Linked DNA regions of Homo sapiens: region 2 is linked to region 1. Evidence: chromatin contacts called from ENCODE Hi-C or POLR2A ChIA-PET data. All regions are on one chromosome and are shown on one strand. Each heading gives the region's core, a stretch centred on a gene start or an enhancer-like site at or near the end of the contact. The rest is flanking DNA. Distances are from core to core; before and after follow the strand shown. Region 1 has its middle 27 kb from the start of CCT8. Region 2 overlaps LINC00189 (long intergenic non-protein coding RNA 189).

Evidence for each region. A loop is a pair of places that touch in the nucleus more often than their neighbours do. ChIA-PET counts read pairs that join two places held with the same protein, here RNA polymerase II (POLR2A). Pooled maps may share reads with other maps.
Region 2: a loop to region 1 is called in a pooled map, with 3 times the contacts of the local background. The contact joins two enhancer-like sites. A Hi-C loop is called at or near these places in 4 of 168 maps with a recorded cell type or tissue (endothelial cell of hepatic sinusoid, endothelial cell of umbilical vein, naive thymus-derived CD4-positive, alpha-beta T cell and 1 more) and 10 of 50 pooled maps. POLR2A ChIA-PET finds 5 or more read pairs at or near these places in 4 of 52 experiments (B cell, OCI-LY7, activated B cell and 1 more).

The regions. Positions count from the first base shown.
Region 1 is chr21:29,098,031-29,103,544 of GRCh38, reverse strand. It overlaps a transcript of MAP3K7CL not described here. Among named protein-coding and RNA genes, the nearest start is that of CCT8, 27 kb to the right of the region's middle. RefSeq lists enhancers at 3,406-3,455, 3,283-3,577. Within about 2 kb of position 3,409, at least 3 of the 41 ENCODE cell types and tissues checked have a DNase peak (open chromatin) inside an H3K27ac peak, as active enhancers do; they include B cell, where a contact is called at or near this core.
Region 2 is chr21:29,194,403-29,200,368 of GRCh38, reverse strand. The region is part of intron 1 of LINC00189 (long intergenic non-protein coding RNA 189); the gene reads right to left. Among named protein-coding and RNA genes, the nearest start is that of LINC00189, 3.9 kb to the right of the region's middle. RefSeq lists enhancers at 3,647-3,886, 3,144-4,343. Within about 2 kb of position 3,893, at least 17 of the 41 ENCODE cell types and tissues checked have a DNase peak (open chromatin) inside an H3K27ac peak, as active enhancers do; they include B cell, where a contact is called at or near this core.

The DNA of each region.
Region 1 (5,514 bases), core at 2,160-4,659:
TGGCCAGACTGGTCTCGAACTCCTGACCTCAAGTGATCTGCCCTCTTCGGCCTCCCAAAGTGCTGGGATTACAGGCATGAGCCACCGCGTCTGACTGTAATTTTTAATTTTTTTTTTGTAGAGATGGGTCTTATCATGTTTCCCAGGCTGGTCTGGAACTTCTGGGCTCCTGTGATCCTCCTGCCTCAGCCTCCCAAAGTGCTGGGATGACAGACGTGAGCCACCATGCCCAGCCATGAACCTTCCTTCTGTAACATACGGCCAAATGGTAAACATCTTCAGCTTTGTGGGTCACATAGTTGCTATCACAATTACTCAACTGTGCTGTTGTAATGGGAAAGTAGCCATAGACACTATATAAACCAACAGACATGGCTTTGTCCCAATAAAACATTATTTACAAAGACAGGCTGCAGACTGGATTTGGCCTTGGAGCAGTACTTTGCCAACCCCTAGCTTAAAATAACAAATACCCATTACCTCTCACAGTTTCTATGGGTCAAGAATCTGGGAGCAGCTTAGCTAGGTGGTTCTGGCTGAGAGTCTGTCCCGCAGTTGCAATCGATCTGTTAGCTGGTGGGGGCAGCAGTCCTGTGATGGCTTGACCAAGGCTGGAGGATCTGCTTCCAAGATGACTCATTTACATGGCTGTTAGCAGGAGACCTGAGTTCCTCATTACATGGACCCCTCTATAGGGTTGCTTGAGTGCCCTCACCACATGGCAGCTTCCCCCAGAGTCCATAATCCAAGAGAGAATAAGAAAGAAGCCATGAGGCATTCTATGACCTAATTATACATATTCCGTCATATTTTATTCTTTAGAATTGAGTCATTTATCCAGTCCACACTTTTAAAAAGGGAACCTAGTCTCCCCCCTTTTGGGGCTAAAAAGATGAAAACAAGAAGGTCATAGAATCAATTCAATTTCAGCCAGGCACGGTGGCTCATGCCTGTAATCCCAGCACTTTGAGAGGCGGAGGAGGGAGGATCTCTTGAGCTCAGGAGTTCCAGACCAGCCTGGGCAACATAGCGAGACCCTGTGTTTAAAAAAAAAAAAAAAAAAAAAAGAGAGAGAGAGAGAGAGAATCAAGTCAGTCTTGATATCTTGGCCAAATGTGTGATCTATGTCTTAAAAAGCTGAGATTTAGCCTTATTTCTGAGGCTTGTTTCCACCATATACTTAATTTTTCTGTTTCTTGAGCCTCAGTTAAGTCAACTGACTTGAAATTCCAAGAACGGCCTCTTTGTTAATGGAAAGCCACAGGTCTCCATGGATTGTTGTACCTTTTGTGCACTGCACAAGAAGAGGCACAGATGAGAAGTGACTGAAATCCAACCTGGACTCAGTTCGCCACACTCTGTTCCCTAAAGAAGGAGATAATCTTTGTCTTTCTTCTGCTCAAAGAGGGCACCTCTGCAAGGATCCCCACAATGTGATTCATGTGCCAGCAGTGCCCCTGGGATGTTGATTGTTTACATGATTTAGCCCCAATCTTGGTACTTTCTTTAGATCCTGACTGTGACATCCACCACATTCTCCATCTCTCAGTCACTTTCTCTGTTGGTGGGTTTTGCACACCCAGAGAGTACATAAGAATCCTTTGGGATTCAGGTGAAAAAATAATGGAACTTCTATTTGTAACTTTTTAAATCTAAAGAATGAATGAAAGTAAGTCACTATTAGTTAATAGATTAACACTGGCACATGTGTTAACTTATAAATAAATATATATATTTGAAGTGAACACTTACAAGTTTTTACTGACACATAATCAAGAAAAATTAGATACTATTGTTTTATATCATCATCTAAGTCACTGATAAAAATGTTAAATGTGGCCGGGCACGGTGCCTGAAGCCTGTAATCCCAGCACTTCGGGAGGCCAAGGCAGGTGGATCATGAGGTCAGGAGATCGAGACCATCCTGGCTAACACAGTGAAACCACGTCTCTACTAAAAATACAAAAAATTAGCTGGGCATGGTGGCGGGCGCCTGTAGTCCCAACTACTCAGGAGGCCGAGGCAGGAGAATGGCTGAATCCGGGAGGTGGAGCTTGCAGTGAGCAGAGATGGCGCCACTGCACACCAGCCTGGGTGACAGAGCGAGACTCCGTCTCAAAAAAACAAAACAAAACAAACATGTTAAACAAGACCAGGCTGAGAACAAAGCCTTCAGGTGAACATTGATCCAATAATCTGTGTGGGTGACATTATTACTTGACCCAGTATCTAATCCCAAATCAATCATTATGAAGCAGATACTCTGTGCTAGACAGCCTGGAAAATGGTCTCCAATGATTCCACTTCCTGCTTTTCACACCCATGTAAATGGCATTTTGCATGACCTATCATGCAGCTTTGTAGTAGATGCTGAGCCTGAGGTATCCAGCGAAGCCACACCCAGATTGCTGACCCACAGAAATCGTAAGATAAAAAATGTTTGCGGCCACGCGCGGTAGCTCATGCCTGTAATCCCAGATCCACAGACCTCCATCTTCCTGTGACAGACTAATTAAAAAAAAAAAAAAAGAGGGACCGGGCGCAGTGGCTCATGCCTGTAATCCCAGCACTTTGGGAGGCCGAGGCGGGCGGATCACGAGGTCAGGAGATCGACACCATCCTGGCTAACCCGGTGAAACCCTGTCTCTACTAAAAATACAAAAAATTAGCCAGGTGTGGTGGCGGGCACCTGTAGTCCCAGCTACTCGGGAGGCTGAGGCAGGAGAATGGTGGGAACCCAGGAGGTGGAGCTTGCAGTGAGCCGAGATCGTGCCATTGCACTCCAGCCTGGGTGACAAGAGTGAGAGACTCCATCTCAAAAAAAAAAAAAAAAAAAAAAAAAAAGTTTGCTGTTTTAAGCTGCTAATGTTGGGGTTATCTGTAACACCGTAATAGATAACTACTACACTTTTCCAGGTGATGCGTAATAGTTTGCAATAACCAACAACTCTGTGATCTAACTATTATCATCTTCATTTTACAGAGAAAACGGAGACTCAGAATATTTACATGACTTTCCCAAACTCAAAACAGCTAGTAAATGACAGCACTGGAAGTTAAATCCAGTGTGGCTCTGAAATCCACACTCTAACTAGCTGTATGACTTTGGGAAAGTTACTGCAACCTCTTAGTAGTCAGTTTCCTCATCAGTAAAATTAAGGACTGAAACAAAGTATTCATCTCTATTTTTCTAAAATTTCATACCCCTCCTCTGCTTTATCCGTAGCCCAAGAAGCGAACTGAAATGATATTTATACTAAGAAATGTGGAGTGGGGAAACAAGGGTTTGAAGATTACTCAATTGAGATGAAGAAAGGCAGCCATGCCGAAAACCAGTGAGGCTTGTGACTCTCCAGGGCATACGTGGCTGATGCTGACAGCTTCCTATTCATTCGGGCTGCCGCTCAGAGGACAAAGGTGGGAGGAGGAGATCCATTTCCTTTTTTTTTTTTTTTTTTTTTAAAGACGGAGTCTCGCTCTGTCGCCCAGGCTAGAGTGAGGTGGCGTGATCTCGGCTCACTGCAAGCTCCGCCTCCCAGGTTCACGCCATTCTCCTGCCTCAGCCTCCCGAGTAGCTGGGACTACAGGCGCCCGCCACCACGCCCGGCTAATTTTTTGTATTTTTAGTAGAGACGGGGTTTCACCGTGTTAGCCAGGATGGTGTCGATCTCCTGACCTCGTGATCCGCCCGCCTCGGCCTCCCAAAGTGCTGGGATTACAGGCGTGAGCCACTGCGCCCGGCCCCTTTTTTGTTTTTTTTAAATTAGTCTGTCACAGGAAGATAGAGATCTGTTTCTTAAGAGGAAAGGAAGAAGAGGTTTCTAACCTGCTCTGACCAACTGTTATGTTGCAATATCTTCACAGAGATCCTTCCAGCTGCAATAAAGATAATAAAAGGAATACAACATACTTTTGCTACAACTCAGTACACAGACTCTTAAATACAGTGAGGCTAGGCAGATGGAACATGTGGAACAAAGCAGGGGAAGGGCGTAATAACAACCATGATAACCATGGCTGTACTTATATATATTGAGATGTTTTATTTTATTATAATTTGTTGTTATTATACTGGCTTTTTGTGTGTGAGCTGTTTTGAATCTTTCAACTCCTTTAAATGCCTTCAAAAACTAGTATTTTAGCTGGGCGCAGTGGCTCATGCCTGTAATCTCAGCACTTTGGGAGACCAAGGCAGGAAAATGGCTTGAACCCGGAAGTTCAAGATCAGCTTGGGCAACATGGCAAGATCCCGTCTCTACAAAAAAAAAAAAAAAAAAAAAAAATCAATTAGCTGGGTACAGTGGTGTACACATGTAGTCCCAGCTACTTGGGAAGCTGGGGTGGGAGGATTGCTTGAGCCCAGAAAGTCAAAGCTGCCGTGAGCCATGATTACACCACTGAACTCCAGCCTGGGGGAAAGAGCAGGCCCTGTCTCAAAAAGAAAAGAAAAGAAAAGAAAGCTAGTATTTTAAACTGTGCCTCAGACCTAAAAATGAGTGAACCACTGCCCTAAACCGTGGAAGAGCAAGCCCAACTTGGTTGGGAGGAGACCCTTTCCATATGGGGTCAAAACTGTACCTGCCACTTTGGCATCTTTGAGAATTAAAAGAATAGAGACCTTCAACTTCACCCTGAGGGGACTGCTATACTCATAACTGAGGAGGCAAAGTCCAGATAAATGAGCAGATAAGGTAGAGAAAGATACAAAGAATTTCTCTCTTCCTCAAAAGGAAGAAGCCCAGTAACAAATCTCCTTCAGTGCTTAATAATGTTTGGCGAGGTAGTCTAGTAGAAAGCTTAGGACTTGGCTGTTTAAATCATCCATTCATTTCTTCAAAGGGTTTGCCACTTACTAGCTAGGTGAACACAAGCTAGTTATTTGCCCTCTCTGAGTCCTAATTTCCGCCTTTGCAAAAAGGAATTATAATACCTCCCTTTTCCTTTATTATTGTAAAGATTAAAGAAGATCGCTTCTTTGAAAGAACGGTGCACAGTGGCACAAGTAATGGAAATTCAGAAAATATTGTGTCCTTCTTTCACATTCCTTTTTTTCTCAAGAAATTTAAAACCAGTACGTGTTTTTTAAAAATCATTCCAGCTGCTCCATGGAGACCATATATAAATTGAAAGAATGGAAATAGAGGGGTGAGTCAGGAGACTATTGAAGTTGTCCAGATGGGAGATAAAAATGGCTCAGGCTCAGAGAGTAACAGTAGAAAAAAAGAGAAGTGGGTAGATTTGGGATGCATCTTAAACATAGAGTTGACAGTGCTTACTGTGGAGCACACGGAGAGAAAAATCCCTCTTAAAAATTTTATTTAGCTTATTTCATTCCAAAGAAAGGGAACTGACTTGCTGGTGCTGTGTAGACTGGTGCTCTCCAACAGAACTTTTTGTGATAATGGAAATGTCCTAGATGGTTATTGTCCAGTATGGTAGACATGAGCCTCATGTGCCTCTTGGCACTTGAAGTATGGCTAGCATGACCAAGAAACTAAATTTTTTATTTTATTT
Region 2 (5,966 bases), core at 2,644-5,143, 96 kb before region 1:
AGATAATGTAGTACTGGCATAAGCATAGACATATAGATCAACAGAATAGAATTGGATTCAGAAATAAACTCTTACATTTATAGGTCAAATGATTTTTCAGCAAAGATGTCAAGAAAATTTAATGAAGAAACAGTAGTATTTTCAACAAATGGTGCTGGGACAACTAAATATCCATATGCAAATGAATAAATTTGAAGCCCTACTTCACACCATATACAAAAATTCATAGACCTAAACATAAGGGGTAAAACTATAAAAGTCAACCATAGACCTAAATATAAGAGGTAAAACTATAAAAGTCTTAGAAGAGGCCGGGCATGGTGGCTCATGCCTATAATCCCAGCACTTTGGGAAGCCAAGGTGGGTGGATCACCTGAGGTCAGGAGTTTGAGACCAGCCTGGCCAACATGGTGAAACCCCATCTCTATTAAAAATATAAAAACTAGCCAGGCATGGTGGTGGGTGCCTGTAATCCCAGCTACTCAGGAGGCTGAGGCAGGAGAATTGCTTGAACCCAGGAGATGAAAGTTGCAGTGAGCCGACATGGTGCCACTGCACTCCAGCCTGGGTGACAGAGTGAGACTCTGTCTCAAAAAAAAAAAAAGTCTTAGAAGAAAGCATAAGAGTAAATCTTCATGACATTGGGTTAGGCAATGGTTTCTTAGATTTGTGAATCCAAAGGTACCTGAGACAGGTCTCAATAAATTTAGAAAGTTTATTTTGCCAAGGTTAAGGATGCACCCGTGACACAGCCTCAGGAGGTCATGATGGCATGTGCTCAAGGTGGTCGAGTATAGCTTGCTTTTATCTATTTTAGGGAGACATAATACATCAGTCAATACATGTAAGATGTACTTTGTTTCGATCTAGAAAGGCAGGACAACTTGAAGTTGGGCTTCCAGCTCATAGGTAGATTTTAAAGATTTTCTGATTGGCAATTGGTTGAAAGAGTTAAGCTATTATCTAAAGACCTGAAATTAATAGAATGGAATGTCTAGGTTAAGATAAGTGATGGTGGAGGCCAAAGTTTTATCATGCAGATGAAACCTCCAGGTAGGAGGCTTCAGAGAGAATAGATGGTAAATGTTTCTTGTAAGACTTAAGGTCTGTGTTGATGTTAGTGCTGGAAGGCTTTTCCTGAATTCCAAAAGGGAAGAGGATATATAATGAGGCACTTCTGACCCTCCCTTCCCATCATGGCCTGAACTAGTTTTTCAGGTTAACTTTGGAATGCCCTTGGCCAAGAGGAGTGGTTCATTCAGATGGTTGAAGGGCTTAGAATTTTATTTTTGGTTTACAGACTGATACTGTTTGGCTGTGTCCCCAGCCAAATCTCATCTTGAATTGTAGCTCCCATAATTCTGTTGTGTTGTGGGAGGGACCCAGTGGGAGACACTTGAATCATGGGGGGAGCTTCCCCCATACTATTCTCATGGTAGTGAATAAGTCTCATGAGAGCTGATGGTTCTATAAGGGGAAACCCCTTTTGCTTGGCTCTCACTCTTCTCTTGTCTGCCGCCATGTGAGATGTGACTTTCACCTTCTGCCATGATTGTAAGGCCATCCTAGCCACATAGAACTTTCGAGTCCAATAAACCTCTTTCTTTTGTAAATTACCCAATCTCGGGTATGTCTTTTTTTTTTTTTTTTTTTTTTTTTTTTTTTTGAGATGGAGTCTAGCTCTGTTGCCCAGGCTGGAATGCAGTGGTGCAATCTCAGCTCACTACAACCTCCACTTCCTGGGTTCAAGCTATTCTCCTGCCTCAGCCTCCCAAGTAACTGGGATTACAGGCATGTGCCACAATGCCCAGCTAATTTTGTGTGTTTGTGTGTATTTTTAGTAGAGATGGGGTTTCACCATCTAAGCCAGGCTGGTCTTGAACTCCTGACCTCAAGTGATTCACCCACCTTGGCCTCCCAAAGTGCTGGGATTACAGGTGCAAGCTACCATGCCTGGTCATGGGTATGTCTTTATCAGTGGTGTGAAAAGGGACTAATACACAGATATAACACCAAATGTACAAGCAACAAAAGAAAAAGCAGATAAATTGGATTTCATAGAAATCAAAAACCCCGTTTCTAAGGACACAATCAATAAAACAAAAAGACAACGCACAGAATTGGAAAAATATATGTGCAAATAATATATATAATCAAAGACTGAATATACAATGCAGAATATATGAAGAACTCCTAGAGATTAACAATAAAAAGACAACCCAATTAAGAAATAAACAATTTGATAGACATGTCTTCAAATATGTCCAAATGGCCAATGAGTACATAAAAACGTGCTTGTCATTAGGGAAATACAAATAAAAATTACAATGCGACACCACTTGACACCTACAAGTGAGGACAGCAAACCAGTCCTCACTCTCCTAGAAGGTATGACTTTTCATTCTGTTCCTCACCAAGACCATCACTTCCCACTGCCCCACATTTTCTCCTGCCTCTCCTCTATTTTCCCATCCCTAGTGACAGAAATGACCCAGGCAGTTGCCCCAGATTGAAACGGGAAAGTTTCCTGATCCCTCTCGCAGGACATGCAACAGAGGTATGGCTCGCCTGTTCAGTCGACACCACTGCTCTTCAGTTGTCACCATTGCTCAAACCCCTGATGGGAGGGGAAACACACAGACTGACAGGTGTAGGAGCTGGGGCAAGTGCCTTGGGCTCCAGCCCCGTATCTAGGGGTGGGTGCCTGCGGCCCCTTTTTGCAAGGGCAGAGGACCAGTATGGCAGCTTTCTGTATCCCTAGCTCTTGCTCAGCATCCCAGAAGAATCAGGTGACCCACGGGCTTGAAGGATGAATGTGGGGTTTTACTGAGTGATGGAGGTGGCTCTCAGCAGGATGGATGGGGAGCTGGGAGGAGGATGGAGTGGGAAGATGATCTTCCCCTGGAGTTTGGCCATCCAGCAGTCAAACTCCCCTCCAACCACCCCCAGCTGAGCTCCTCTCAGCGTTCAGATGTTCCTTCTCTTCTCTCTTTCTCTGCTGCGCTGTTTGTCTGCTTGTCTCCTCATCTGCTCATCTGCTTCTGGAGCCTGGGGTTCAGGGTTTATATGGGTACAGGATGGAGGGGCATGGCGAGCCAAAAGGCAACTTTTGGGGCACATAATGCCTGTTCCCACTTACGGCCACGGGTCTCAAGGCTTGAGGGTTGGGACTTTGCTGGGGAACCACCCTCTTCTACCCAATATTTCCCTGTCTTCTGTCCATATCAAAATTACCTTCTCTCCTCCACAACAGAAATCAGGGTTTTCCCCTCTTCCTTCCCAGATTTATCTCTGTGGCAAGTATTTTTGTCTCCAGAAGTCCTATTCTCATTGCCCAGCCAAATGGCTAAAGGAACATCACCCCACCAGCTGTTAGAACCGTGGTGAAGGATGGGAAAATATGTCCCTGGTAACCAAACAGGAAAGCCAACTGAACCTTCCCCACAGAAACAATATTACACGCACCTCAGCCATTTGGGTGTAGGATAGCCTTGAGTGGATAGTCTAGCAGTCCTAACAATCATCGAGGATGTATATGTAAAAAATGGAAACTACGTTTTCACTTTCAAACAACCAGCTCATAAATGAATGTTTGGATCAGACCCATTCTTCTATTTTTCAGTCAAATAATTTTTTATTTTTATTTTTTGGTATCTAACCTTGTTTTGATTCTTGTTGTTGTCAATCAGTTCGACACTGCATTCCTCCAGAAACTCATGAGTATGTTTTGAAAACTTTGCTCCTGTGACCCAGGACCTTGGCTAGAAAGAGTCATCGTAGCACAAGAGGAAGATGGAGCAGGGGTTTTCCTGAGGGTGTGGCAATAGCAGTGACTCATGCTACTTCCTTTTTCTAACCCTTTCCATTAGTGGGGTGGGGGAAAGTCACAGTCAGACCTGGGGAAAGCCGTCTTTATTTAGAGGGCGCCCCTAGTGTAGTGATGGCTTTTTGCTTTCTTTCTGCCACAGTGCAAAGCAGGGAAATAAAAATGCACAGCACGATAGCGAGAGTTTAGAACTCTAAGACAGCCAAAAAAAAGTCATTTATAAAAGAATGCAACATACGCTAAAATTAGTTCCCTAGTGTATGCAAAAAAGAAAGTCAAACTCAGCACATTTCTTTTTGTGTAGTCAGGTACTAAATGTCTCTTGCAGCATATGAAGTGGATAAAGAGAACAGAGACGAAGAAGAAAGGAGAGAGAGGAGTGCAAAGAAGAAAATAAGTGTGGACATAAATTCGCTTTTCAGTGTGTGTAGTCTAGATACTATCTTAGTTCCCCAAACAATGTTTGCTTTGTGATTTCACTGCATAACTCTTTCAGATGTTTTCTCTCTGAATGGCTAGAAGTCAACAGCTCTAGACCCTAACTCTGTAAAAGCAAAGGACTCAAGTCCTCTTCAAGTCTTTCCACTTATAAAAAGGGGAATAAATGAGAGTTTTATATCTTGTGAGCTTTTTAAAGCATTTCACAGAAATTAAACATCAGTGATTACATAAAGTTATATATAACTTCTCAAACTGAGGGGAAAGAAGCCAAGTTGTTGAGGAAACCATAGCCAAAGAAGGATGGCTGTTTAGTTCCCTGAACCACGCTTTTGAAATACTATAATCGAGATCATTCAATGAAACTTGTTTGCTTAAATTTTTTTTACTTTATTGAAAAGAGGGGCTGAGAGGAAGGAAGGCATGAACTGCTATTTCACAAATTAGCATAATTACATCCACTGTATATGCTATTATGGAAATTCAATTTAAGAAATTATAGCTAAAACACCTAGCACGGCGTCTGGCACCTGTTAAGGGATCAATAAGACTCAGGTGTCACAGTTTTTATTATTATTGCTGTTATTATCATTGTGATTATTATAGAGGGGGATCTGTGAGTTACAAGGAGATTGCTGGTAGTTGGATAACTGACCCAAATCATTCCAAATTCTCATGTTGTATTTCATGGACCATGTACAGAAAATAGAATGACAGTTCCATTTTTGTGTCAAATTGTAATTAGTTAACGCCATGCCCTCAAAAGAAACCTTGATTTTTATATTATTATCCAAAATGAATTTCATTCCCAAACTCTTGAATGTGAATATCTTTGACCTGTAGGAGATGAAAATATGCCTGTTTGGCATAAGGATTATTTTGAGGTATTTTGAGAAATTGCAGACACAGGAGAAGCTCTGAAAACAGAGTAAAAGTTACCCTTTTGTAAGAAAAATGTATATCTGTAAAGGAAATCTCCATTTGTAAGTGTCTTCCTCTCTGTACCAGGATGAGAAGGATGACTAAATCATTAGAGACTCAGTGGAGAAGGCACCAACTTAGATCTGCATAACAAACTTGACCTTTGCTTACTGTGTTTTCCTGGGCGTCTCACCATAACTGGCCTTCCCCTCACCCTTCTGTCTTTGTTTCAGTGGAAGATAGGATTTAAGCCTGAATTCAAAGCCATGTCTTTGAGATTTGCTCATTTCTCTAAGTTTCTCCCAGGTATACAGAAGATACACGTTATGAAACGTCCTTTTTTCCCTCGTTAATCAGTCTTTTGTTGCGGCGGTCTGCCCCAGCTAAAAGATATGCAGAGTAGAGAGAAATGTTTTCCCCCTACAGTCCCCAATACTTAATTTTATTCACTAATTTCTGGATCTTGATTTATTAATCATTGAAAAGGTGTCAGATGCACCAAAATCACCCTGGTAAAGAAAGAATACGTAGAGAAAAAAGGTGAAATGCTTTGTCTAGCTCATCCGTCTGGGTTATCTGTGCCTTTGTTTGCCTCTGATTGGGCTATTTCACAACTCTTTAGACACAGAAGTTACCTTGGAGAAAATTGATTGGAATGCAAATAATCTCTGTCCATGAAAATGCAAACTGGGTTTGTGTGGATATTGACCAGTTTTGCCAGTTTTGCATTTGTTTGTAAATTCATTTCACATTCCTTATTTAACCATAAATGTGTGGTTCT